Regions from separate parts of the Homo sapiens genome. Here all the other regions are linked to region 2. The links are chromatin contacts, found by Hi-C or POLR2A ChIA-PET in ENCODE. All regions are on one chromosome and are shown on one strand. The core of a region is the stretch at or near the end of the contact, and the rest is flanking DNA. Distances in the headings are between cores, read along the strand shown.

Region 1 (4,017 bases), core at 459-2,958, 1.9 Mb after region 2:
AGAGCGAGACTTCCTCTCAAAAAAACAAAAAACAAAAGAATTAAGCAAATTAGACATTGCAGAGAGAACCTGAAGGGGGTCAGACCACGTACAGATTTCTGTGCCACATGCCAAGTACTTCTGAGGCATGACTGGATGAGCTGTCCACATCTGAAATCATCCAGTCTTGTTCAGAACTTTCACACCGGACAGGGAGCCAGGACTGGAATGCAGTCTCCTGGTCACTGGCCAGAGAGTTGGCCTGACCCTGAGACCAGTGGCCAACAAAGGAGCTGCTTAGTCTACCTCCCAGGAAATCCCAGGTGCTTGTCTTCCTGGGAAGTGAATCATTGGCGCAGCACTCCGTATTTTCTCCTCTTCCCAGGGGAAGGATCCTAGGGCAGTATTTGGGAAAGACATGGGCATGGAAGGACACCGGGTGAATGCATAGCCTGCCTGGTTCTGAGCTCTCATGGTAAGGCTCCTACAGACACGGAAAAGATGGGGGCACAGGGACAGATCAGTAGGGTCAGAGCATCTCAGGGACCGAGGGCAATATGGTCCTGAGCAGGGATTAAGAGCTTGGGCTCTCATATGGTGTTTCTGGGCTCAACTGCCAGCTCCATCACTTACTGGTTGCTGTGACCATGGGCAAGTTATTCCATCTCTCCATATCTCTTTCCTCACTTTTAAAATGGAATAATGGGGTACCCACCTCCCAGGGTCACAGAGAGGCTTACAGAAAACGATTCTTGTGAATTGGCTTGCAGTAATAATTCAATACCTGCCAGCTATTCTTATTCCACATCCAAGCCCTTTCGCCTGCTGCTGGGTGAAAACACATGTCAGTGTTTCCTGACGGTTTCCACAAAGAAGATTCCAAAATTACAACCTGCCAGTCTGAAGAATCTCCAAAACATCCCGCACGCATCCTGGAGGCGCGGGCTTGGGGATGGGACTGCCCGCCCGGGTCCTGAACAGGATGCGTGCGCGCAGGCACACACACACCAGCCAGCCTGTGTGTGCGGCCGGAGTCCGGTGCGGTCCCGGGTGAGCAGCGCGTGGCTGGTGGGCGGGGCAGAGCCATTGTTCGCAGGCGTACCGAGTCCCCCGCGCTCGCCCGGGAGGGAGGCGGGGCTTCCCGCGTCCCCCAAGCTCCAGATCCTGGGGTGGCTGCCACGTCTCCCTGCCACGCGCCTGGGGGGACGGAAGACGGGACGGAGATGTTAGTGGTGGGCGCCCCCCGAGGGTTCACCACTGTTTCCTGAGAAACTTCCCCAGTGCCCACCCACCCGTTCTCCGTGTGCCCGAGGGCCGGTCCTGGGCTAGGCTCCGCGCCCCAGCCCCAAACCGGGTCCCCAGCCCCTTCCAGAGAGAAAGCTCCCGACGCGGGATGCCGGGCAGAGGCCCAGCGGCGGGTGGAAGAGAAGCTGAGAAGGAGAAACAGAGGGGAGGGGGAGCGAGGAGCTGGCGGCAGAGGGAACAGCAGATTGCGCCGAGCCAATGGCAACGGCAGGACGAGGTGGCACCAAATTCCCTTCGGCCAATGACGAGCCGGAGTTTACAGAAGCCTCATTAGCATTTCCCCAGAGGCAGGGGCAGGGGCAGAGGCCGGGTGGTGTGGTGTCGGTGTCGGCAGCATCCCCGGCGCCCTGCTGCGGTCGCCGCGAGCCTCGGCCTCTGTCTCCTCCCCCTCCCGCCCTTACCTCCACGCGGGACCGCCCGCGCCAGTCAACTCCTCGCACTTTGCCCCTGCTTGGCAGCGGATAAAAGGGGGCTGAGGAAATACCGGACACGGTCACCCGTTGCCAGCTCTAGCCTTTAAATTCCCGGCTCGGGGACCTCCACGCACCGCGGCTAGCGCCGACAACCAGCTAGCGTGCAAGGCGCCGCGGCTCAGCGCGTACCGGCGGGCTTCGAAACCGCAGTCCTCCGGCGACCCCGAACTCCGCTCCGGAGCCTCAGCCCCCTGGAAAGTGATCCCGGCATCCGAGAGCCAAGATGCCGGCCCACTTGCTGCAGGACGATGTGAGTTTCCCAGCCTGGCCCCGTACCGCCGGGTCGCAGGCGCGGGCTGGGCTTCCAGGGGACGGGTTGGTGGCAGAAGAGAGGGGAGAGCTCCGCGGAGGACTTGGTCATCTTTTTCGAGTTGTGCTGCCTTCCGTGAGTTGGGAATGTGGATTGTAATTTGGGGACTTGAGTCTCCAACTTTAGTTTCTTAAGCTTTAAAGAAAAATCCGGTCGTGCTGGTGCTTTTATGAATTATGCGGGTTTTCCTTTGTCTTCGTGGGGATGTGAGTGCTTTACTTCTCCTTCCTACTGCCGCCTCCCGATAGGTTTCGCGCCCCTCGTCCCCCTCGCCCTCCGCCCCTAATGTATCTGTACAGTTTCAGGGAACTTTTCTCCGTTGCGTCTCGGATACACCCTACCCTCAGTGAACTACGGCGCTGCGGAAGGGTCCGTACTGTCCACCCTTCCCCCAGCGTGATTAGAGAGCGGAGTGGCCCCAGCTGCCTCCACGTGTCTCTTCTCCTGACTCTCCTCTTCCTCCCCCTTCCAGATCTCTAGCTCCTATACCACCACCACCACCATTACAGCGCCTCCCTCCAGGGTCCTGCAGAATGGAGGAGATAAGTTGGAGACGATGCCCCTCTACTTGGAAGACGACATTCGCCCTGATATAAAAGATGATATATATGACCCCACCTACAAGGATAAGGAAGGCCCAAGCCCCAAGGTTGAATATGTCTGGAGAAACATCATCCTTATGTCTCTGCTACACTTGGGAGCCCTGTATGGGATCACTTTGATTCCTACCTGCAAGTTCTACACCTGGCTTTGGGGTAAGCAGCCTCCCTGTCCTCCTGACCTAGTCCTCCAGGTACTCACTGCTCTTTTAATAAGGTAGGATCTTACAGAGGACACCAGCCCCTCCCAGCCTCCCGGTTGGGGTTTTTCTCAGGCATTTCTCTTTGGTTGCTTCAGGCCTAGTGGGCTGGGAAGAACCTGGGGGTACTGAGATGCAGGACTGTCAATGCTGGGGGTTGAGAGCTTTGGAACCTTGTGCTTGTGGGCTTTGAAGTGTGCTGTGCTGGAGAGTCAGCTTTCCCTGAAAGAGCTTTTCTGTTTGAGTCATTTGCTTGGCTGCCTGTCCCACCCCTGCCAGCCACAAAAGAATCAAACCCCTCTACCTGGGAGGCATGGGAACATGGTACTAAACCATTGGCTTTCTAGGGTTTGTGTTGAGCAATCATAGGCTAGCACAAGGGAAACTACTCAGGGAGAGAGTTTATTGGAAAGGGAGGAGAGAGCTCATTGGAAAGAGAGGAAAAGAGAGGTTGTTATCCACAAAACTATTTTGACCTGACCCCTTGGCCAGACCAGGCTTCTTCGTTACAGAGGAAGATGAAGCTCCCGTGCAACCCAAGTCACACAGGTGTGTGTTGCTCTGTTACTCTACATTCCAGGGTGCTGCACATACCAGTCAACAAAATGCTCTTAGAATGAAATCAGGCTGAAGATATGTTTCATGTTCCATCCCCCGTCCAGCCTGCTTCAGGCCCCCCTACTGATGCCATGAAGTGCCAAGAATTCTGCACCTTCCAACACCAGTCCTACCCATCCCTCCTTGCCAGGGACATCGAGGCCAGGCCAGAAAAGAGAGCCCGGTCTTGAGGCTGCTGTAATGAGGGAGACAGTTCCCAGTTTGTCCCCGACCTGCCCTTAGCTCAGCTCTTTCAGGGACCTGTTGGTGTGGCCTGATGGCATGGCCCTGCCCCCTGGATACACACATGCGCTTTGCAGGCTTTTTCACCTCTGTCACTATGAGCCTAAGTTGGGAAGGGAAAGCAGGGAGCTCTGCAGATCCAGGGGCCCTGCACTGCTACTCTCTAAGGGGTGGTGAGCCAGGACTTCTGGTGTGGGAAACTTTCTGACAGCTCGCTCTTGAAGGGTAGTTATGCAGAAGGGCTGGTAGGCCAAGTTTTAGCTGTTTCCCTCAGGACCTCTTAGGTCTTCTGAAGATGGTGAGATCTGGTT
Region 2 (3,870 bases), core at 418-2,917:
GTCCAGCTTAGTGGTCCTTACTGAATTCCTCCCAAACTAACTTGGTGCAACTGGTCCCAAGGTATTTATGGCAAATGCCAGGAGACATAACAGCACAGTGAAGAAGGAATGCAGCCTATTCCCACAGAATTACTCAATGCCAAGGCAGACACTGAGAGTGCAACAGGTGTGAAAAGGAGGTTGCTGGGAGAGGCGGGTGGACCTGAAGAGGCTGCTCTGGGACTCCCAGGTACATGTGACAAAGCTGACCAGAGTGTATGGGTTAGGGAGCAGTGGGCTATGGAATGGAGGCTGTGGTTGTGAGCGGAGAAGTGACCGGCTGGCTGGAGATGGGCAGGTCAAGGTCATGAAGGCGGTCATCTAGGTGCGGGTGTCAGGTAATGAGTGCTCACCCCTTGGTGGGGGCTGGGAGGAGCTTTAAAGATGCAGCAGGCTGTGATGACCTGCCTGGATTCGAGGGGTGAAGGAGAGATGAGGCATCAGGATGGGGGTGGCCTCAGGATGCAGGGCTGGGGAGGGGATGAGCAGGTGTGCAGAGCCCAGTAGCACTCAGTCCACTGCCTACCTCATTCCATCTGCCTCCCAAAGCCCCAGGGTGGATGCTGCCTGCCTCCCTGTCCTCCCCAGGTGGGGCAAGATCATCTACCTTGGCAAGCACAGTGGAGCATCCAGACGGCCAGAGGTTCAGAAAGGGCTGCAGCAGACCGACTCGGTGACTGGCTCATGGGAGAGCAGCACAGCATCCCTGGTCCTGCAAATGCTTAAAACAGAGAGAATATGAGGGCAGGCAGATGCCCTGGTCTTGACTGCTGCCCGTTGAGAAAGGACAAGCTGGAGAAGGGCTGCGTGGTCCCTGGTCTCTCCAGGCCCTGAGGCAGTCTGCTAAGAACATATCTGGGATCCTGCCCCTCACCTCCCATAATGGAGAATAGGAACCCGGCCAGCACAGCCCTTTGCACAGAGCAGGTGCCCACTTTTGTTCCTTCCTCCTTTGTTCCCATGAAGTGCTCTCACTTCTGCGGGTCACTCAGAGCTCCCCAAGCAGCCCCAGGGAGCTTGCTAGGAGTGACTGACGGGAGACAGCATAGCACATCCCAGGTGGTGAGGATGCAGTCCCGGTGAAGGGAGTGGGGATCCTGGGATGATACGATGAATGGAAGGAAACTAACAGGAAAGGCATCTGGGACCAGGTTCTAGTTTTGGCTTTGCCAAGTCCCATAAACCTCTCTGAGCCTCAAACTCCTGCGGAGAAACAGAGCAACATCCCCTACTCTACCTCCCTACAGGGTTAGATCATGGGAGTGACCAGGCAAGCTGCAAAGTAACCTTAGCAAACTGCGTTCTTACATAGGTGTGGGGATCATTATTCCTATTTCCCAGCTTCCCTTCTTCAAATAACAGGATTAATCAATCTGGTTCCGGAATCATTCATATTTGAATAGAGGGCAGGAACAACAGAAAACTTAATTAGGAAGTCAAGCACTGTGAGCCAGTAAGAGGCAAGTGACTACCCGCCACAGAGACTGCTGTTACGAGTTCGGCCTTTAGCAGCCGAACCCTGAGACGGGCTCCATCACCCACATGATTGGCCCGAATGCCATATTCCCGAAACAGGGGGATGCTTCCCAAAGGCTGCTGGGAAGAGAACCTCGCCGGTGTCACACTGAGACTTCCGCTTCACCTCGCTATCTTGCCCTAGAAAGGGAACTCGGAGGGGACTCACTGACGAAAGGAGCTCCAGATGGCGGGGGGCCAACCTGGGGCGACCCCCAGCGCCCACTTTCACCATCTGGACCCCAGCAAACCTCCCTGTGGCCCTTGGTCCCGTCTTCAGCAGCTCCTTCTGGGGTCCCACACCTTCGGAGCCCGGCCCTGCCCCTGAGTCTCTGGAGAGAGCGAGTCAGCAGTTCGCCGCCGCGGGGCTCCCGTTTGCCTAGCACGCCAGTTTCTGTCCAGTTTCACCCCAAATCCCCACCTCCCCCCACCCCCGAACCTCACGGCCACCCTGGGAAGGAGGCTTGACTTGTGACATCCACCCCTCTTCACGGCTGAGGAACTTTGGCCCCGAGCGAGGAAGCGACCGGCCCACGGCCACACGCCCGGAGTGGGTGAGGCTAGGAGTGGGCCCGCTCCGGGACCCCTAGGGACCCTACCTCACTTCCGGGAGGGTTGAAGGGGGGCTCCGGAGGGAGGATCGCCGCCCCCAGAGGGGACAGCCCGGAGGCCCACGTACCGGATCGCGGCGCGCACAGCGCCCCGCCTGCAGGAGCCCGGGCGCGCTTCCGGGTAGGACCGCGTGATCGCGCACGTGACCGCCCGCCCCGGGAGGGGCCGGAGCCGCCGTCGCCTTCCGCGGGTTCGAGCCCCGCCCCTGCCAGGCCTTGCCCATGCCCCATTTTACAGAAGAGGAAACGGAGGCGCAGAGAGAAGAAATAACTTGCTGAGGGTCCGAACCAGGCTCAGAACCCAGGTTTCCTGGCTCCTCAGCTGATCCCTTCTCTCCTCCCCATGCCCCGGAACCTCAGGCTTTGCCTAATGAACTGAAGTTCTGGGGCTAGAGCTGTCCTTTTGTGACTGCTCTCCCTGACCTTTGGGGAGGTGACATAGCGCACAGAAGGGCTCAGTTGCCCCCAGAGTGCCAACGCTGGAATTTATAGGAGTTCTCAATCTATTTTGGGAGTGGAGTGCACATTAGGAGTTTTGTGTTGAACCTATGTTTGCAATATTTATTTTAAAAAATCGTATGTGTATTGGGGGTGCCTGGAAGTGGAGGGGGCGCTCTGGAAGGGCCTAAATCCCCGAACAGTCCACCCCTCAGTGCCTGGGTGCCACCTGGGAGCTTTGAGCCCAGCCCAGCAAGGTATGGGTTGCAAGAACTGGCTGGGGATATAGTAGATTGAGCATCTCTTGGGGGAAAGGCAGAGGCTAAGAATCAATACTTCCACCACCTGCAGATCAAAGAGAGCATCACTCCCCCCAACCCACTACCCACCCCTTCCAGCCCACCTTAGGGCAAATTCTTCCAACTCCCCATCTACAGCACATAGCCCTGCCACACGCATCTCTTTGCTCAGCCCACCGTTGAGATCGTTCACTCACTATGCTTTCAGTGGTCGAATGAATTCCATCAAATGGATATGCTGTTATTTACTTATTCATTCCCCTACTGGTAATTTCCATTTCCCAACTGCAATGTATGAGGATTCTGATTTCTCCACATCCTCACCAATGCTTGTTATTGTTGATTTTTTTTTTTTTAAGTATAGTAACCCAGCGTGGAGTGGTGTCTTGTGATTTTATTTGCACTTCCCTGACGTTCGGCATCTTTTCATGTGCTTTTTGCCTATTTGTGTACCTTCTCTGGAGAAATGTCTATTCAAATCCTTTATCCATTTTTAAATTGTCTTTATTATTGAGTTGTAAGAGTTCTTTATATGCTCTGGTTACAAGCCCCTTATCAGATACTTGATTTGCAAAAGTTTTTTTCCCATTATGTGGCTTGTCTTTTCACTTTCTTAGTGGTATCATTTGTAGCACCAAAGTTTTACATTTTTATGTAATCCAATATAATCTATTTTTTAGTTATGTACGGGTTTTTTGTGTCAACATGTTTCTTTTTTTCAAATTTGTTTGTGGTAAAATACATATAATGTAAAATTGATCATTAAGCATTTTAAGTGTATTGTTCAGTGGTATTAACTACATTCCTAATGCTATGCAGCCATCACCACCATCCATCTCCACAGCTCTTTTCATCTTTTAAAACTGAAACTATATCCATTAAGCAATAATGCTGGCCGGGTGTGGTGGCTCACACCTGTAATCCCAACACTTTGGGAGGTCAAGGCGGGCGGATCACAAAGTCAGGAG
Region 3 (3,593 bases), core at 88-2,587, 1.6 Mb after region 2:
TTTTCTTCTTAAAACATTTTTATTATCACAATGAGTGACGTGTTTCAAGTTAACATGTAAAATCGGAGAACTCGAGACAGAAGAGGACCTTAGAGATCCTTTAATTCAATATTTTAGAGAAAAATGGGTAGAGGATAAACTAACTTGCTGATCACCGTGTCGGTATTCATGCTGTGAAAGTAATAAACGGAACACCAACTGAGAAATGATCCCCGAATGCTGTCAGGTACTTCAGTCTTGCAAAAACTACTACAGATTAATCAGTCCTGCTCATCCGTTTAACTCAGCTATGTAAACAAGCAGAGCTAGACTATGCTCAAACCCTAAATATTAGCGTTACCACTCGCCTGCCACATACTACAGCATCATTAGTTATGAAAGTGTTTTAATACAAGATCTTCATGTTTGTGTAAAAGAATTACTATAAAACAGACCTAAAGGCAAGTTACCCATATTCCAGAATAAGTGAGTGCCAAAAATATTCACCCTTCATTACAGTACAAATGAGACAGGCAGTAATAATGAGACTGCATTTAAAGTTGTTTTTGCACTTAAAATTTAAGTCTATACTCCTCATCTGCATCAGGCCCCGGCCTGTTTGGTAACCTCAATATTCCTTTACTAAAGTGACAGCATCACCACCCTTTGAGACACAGATGCCCGGTGGACATCTGTGCCTGCAGCAGGAACGCGGGTGTCCGCGGGTTTCTGCAAAACTCCACCATGACCAAAGCTGCATCTCCAGCTGAACAGGTCTAACCCTTGCTTCGGAAGCCATCTGTCCCTGTCTCCCTGACACAGAATCACGGCCTCCTATGCCGTAAGGCTCCGAACATCTGTAAAATCAGCGGGGTGGACTAACGCAGAATTCTTTTTCCAGCTCTCAAAATTCCGCCTCATTGCCGGAGTGGCAGGGCGGTGCAGAGAAAGAGCCCTGGGCTTGACACCGCTTGAAAAGCCCACGTTCGCATTGCTCTGACCACCCCTCCAACTCCCGGGGACTACAGGAGTGCGAGGGGGCCCGCTGCGCCCCACTGTCCCTCGCGGGCTCCTGGCCCACAGAGCGCAGCACAGCGCCGCCGCTGGGAAAGGGCCGATACAGGCCTAGCCGCGCGGCGCGGCGCGGCGCGTCTCTCGGGGTGCGGGTCCCCTCCGCCCGCGGCCCCGGACCGCGACCCCCGCTCCCCGCCCGGCCCCCGCCCGGCTCCGGCCTGGCCCGGCCTCTGACCTGCTTTCCGCCGCCCGGCGGTCCCTCGGCGCGGCAGGCAGTTGCAGCCGCCAGTCCCCAGCCCGCTGTCACCTCCGCCCCTGGAAGCGGCGGGCGGGTCGATCCCGTGTGAGTCAGCGCGCCGCCCCGCCTCCCGCTCAGGCTTCCGCCTCTGCCGGCGCGGTCCGCGCGGCCCCGGGGGCGCCAAGCTCCGCTGCCCGCGCGCCCACCTCTCCGGCGCCCGCCCCGCGCTCGCGCCCCCTGGCGGCCGGCCCGGCCCTGCTCGCCTCGCGACGTCAGAGGGGCGTCGCTCCCAGAACGGCCACCGGGGAAACTGAGGCACGGGGGCCCGCCCCCGCCGCAGCGCGCCGACACGGCTCGTCGGGCCTCGGCCTCACGCAGTCCTACGTGCAGCCCCGGCTGCGGACAAGTTCCTCCACTCTTGCTGTTCCCCCACTCCCGACACCACCCTCCAACCTAGAAAAAAGTCAAAATTCCATTCAGAGAAGTCCAAGTCGATTCCTGTCTGCGTGTGATGCTGTCCTCTTTGCTACCCCGAGGCAGTTTCCCTTATTATGCCACACAATACTCGCTGGGGTTCGCCTCTATCTGTCCCATTTTTTTCTGAGGAAAGTCTCTCAGGACATCTTTGAGAATTTGAGAGCAAGAAATGACAGAAGCAAGAACTGGGCAGGGCTGTCAGAACTCCTCCTCCGACTCAGTTTCTGAATCCCCGCAGTATTCCCGTTGTTTGTTTAAAGACCACGAAGTTACACAGCTTGGCTATGTTGCTGGAATTGCTGCGCCTCACGTTTCTGGAATCTACCTAGAGGATTCTGAAGAAGGCGGCGAGTCTATGACTGTGCATGCACAACAAAAATAAATATTTCACAAATCTCATCCCATGCTGTATATGTTTCTCCTTCCCTTTGCTTTTTAAAAACTTGTGGTTAAATATATATCACATGAAATTTACCATTTTAATCCTTTTTAAGTGTACAGTTCAGTGGCATTAAGTACATTGACATTGTTCTGCAACCATCACCACCATCCAGCTCCAGAACTTTTTCATCTTCCCAAACTGAAACTGTACCCATTAAACACTAACTCCTCATTCTCCAGCCCCTGGTAACCATCATTCTACTTTCTGTCTCTATGATTACTCTGGATACCTCATATAAGTGGGATCATACAATATTGTCCTTTTGTGAGTGGCTTCTTTCACCTAGCATAATGTCTTCAAGGCTCACCCATGTTGTAGCATGCGTTAGAATATCCTTCCTTTTGAAGGCTGAATAATACTCAATTGTACGTATATAACATCTTTGGTTTATCCCATCTTTCTGTGGACATTTGGGTTGTTTGTACCTTTAGGCTATGGTGAATAATGCTGCAATGAACATGGGTGTACAAATATCTGAGTCCCTACTTTCAATTCTTTTGGGTATATATCCAGAAGAATTGCTGGATCATGTGGTAATTCTGTGTTTAATTTTTTGAGAAGCCACCATACTGTTTTTTTTTCCTTTGCTTTTTGAAGCATGTTAACACTGTAAAGAGAACATTTTGTAGTAAAATATCAACGTTCGGAGAGTCTTTAAAATTCTTAGCAATGCTTCATTTGCCTGTAAAACTGTGACTTTTCGGCGGATCACGAGGTCAAGAGAACGAGACCATCCTGGTCAACATGGTGAAACCCTGTCTCTACTAAAAATAAAAAATTAGCTGGTCATGGTGGTGGGTGCCTGTAGTCCCAGCTACTCGGGAGGCTGAGGCAGGAGAATCGCTTGAACCCGGGAGGTAGAGGTTGCAGTGAGCTGAGATCGCGCCACTGCACTCCAGCGTGGTGACACAGCGAGACTCCGTCTCAAATAAATAAATAAATAAATAAATAAATAAATATTTTAAAACAAGTGACTTTTCTTTCCTCAAGAAAGTAATTAACATTGCAAATCTATTGTCTTTATTTTTGGATAATGTTATTAGCCAAAATAAAAATAACTTATTATTCAGTTTCCTACAATTTTGTTTTCTGTGGATGTAGCTTTCTAAAGTTGTTTGGAGTCAAGTATGCCATATGAAATTCAGATGAAAAATCAAGCATTTCGTTTTATTTATTTTTTTCGCCACGTTGGTCAGGCTGGGCTTGAACTCCTGACCTCAGGTGATCCACCCTCCTCGGCCTCCCAAAGTACTGGGATTACAGGCATGAACCACTGCGCCCAGCCTGGGGATCGGAGTTTTTTGTTTGTTTGTTTTTTTGAGACGGAGTCTCGCTCCGTCTCCCAGGCTTGAGTGCAGCGGCGTGATCTCGGCTCATTGCAAGCTCCGCCTTCTGGGTTCCCGCCATTCTCCTGCCTCAGCCTCCCGAGTAGCTGGTACTGCA

What was found. Hi-C counts contacts between places; a loop is a spot of excess contacts on that map. ChIA-PET counts read pairs that join two places held with the same protein, here RNA polymerase II (POLR2A). Pooled maps may share reads with other maps.
Region 1: POLR2A ChIA-PET joins it to region 2 with 10 read pairs in BJ. The contact joins the promoter of SCD here to the promoter of HPS1-AS1 in region 2. POLR2A ChIA-PET finds 5 or more read pairs at or near these places in 2 of 52 experiments (BJ and HepG2).
Region 3: a loop to region 2 is called in a map of CD8-positive, alpha-beta T cell, with 14 times the contacts of the local background. The contact joins the promoter of DNMBP here to the promoter of HPS1-AS1 in region 2. A Hi-C loop is called at or near these places in 2 of 168 maps with a recorded cell type or tissue (CD8-positive, alpha-beta T cell and naive thymus-derived CD4-positive, alpha-beta T cell) and 8 of 50 pooled maps. POLR2A ChIA-PET finds 5 or more read pairs at or near these places in 1 of 52 experiments (naive thymus-derived CD4-positive, alpha-beta T cell).

Annotation. Positions count from the first base shown.
Region 1 is chr10:100,345,525-100,349,541 of GRCh38, forward strand. It overlaps SCD (stearoyl-CoA desaturase), which reads left to right and starts at 1,709. Exons shown (of 6, transcript NM_005063.5): 1 at 1,709-2,007; 2 at 2,540-2,822. The coding sequence starts at 1,981. RefSeq lists silencers at 974-1,353, 1,554-1,603 and enhancers at 1,144-1,735, 1,384-1,453, 1,834-2,073.
Region 2 is chr10:98,444,654-98,448,523 of GRCh38, forward strand. It overlaps HPS1-AS1 (HPS1 antisense RNA 1), which reads left to right and starts at 1,668. Exons shown (of 3, transcript NR_134454.1): 1 at 1,668-2,104. HPS1 (HPS1 biogenesis of lysosomal organelles complex 3 subunit 1) reads right to left here and starts at 2,282. Exons shown (of 20, transcript NM_000195.5): 1 at 2,154-2,282; 2 at 647-751. RefSeq lists a silencer at 2,100-2,449.
Region 3 is chr10:100,008,610-100,012,202 of GRCh38, forward strand. It overlaps DNMBP (dynamin binding protein), which reads right to left and starts at 1,338. Exons shown (of 17, transcript NM_015221.4): 1 at 1,229-1,338. RefSeq lists a silencer at 1,111-1,630.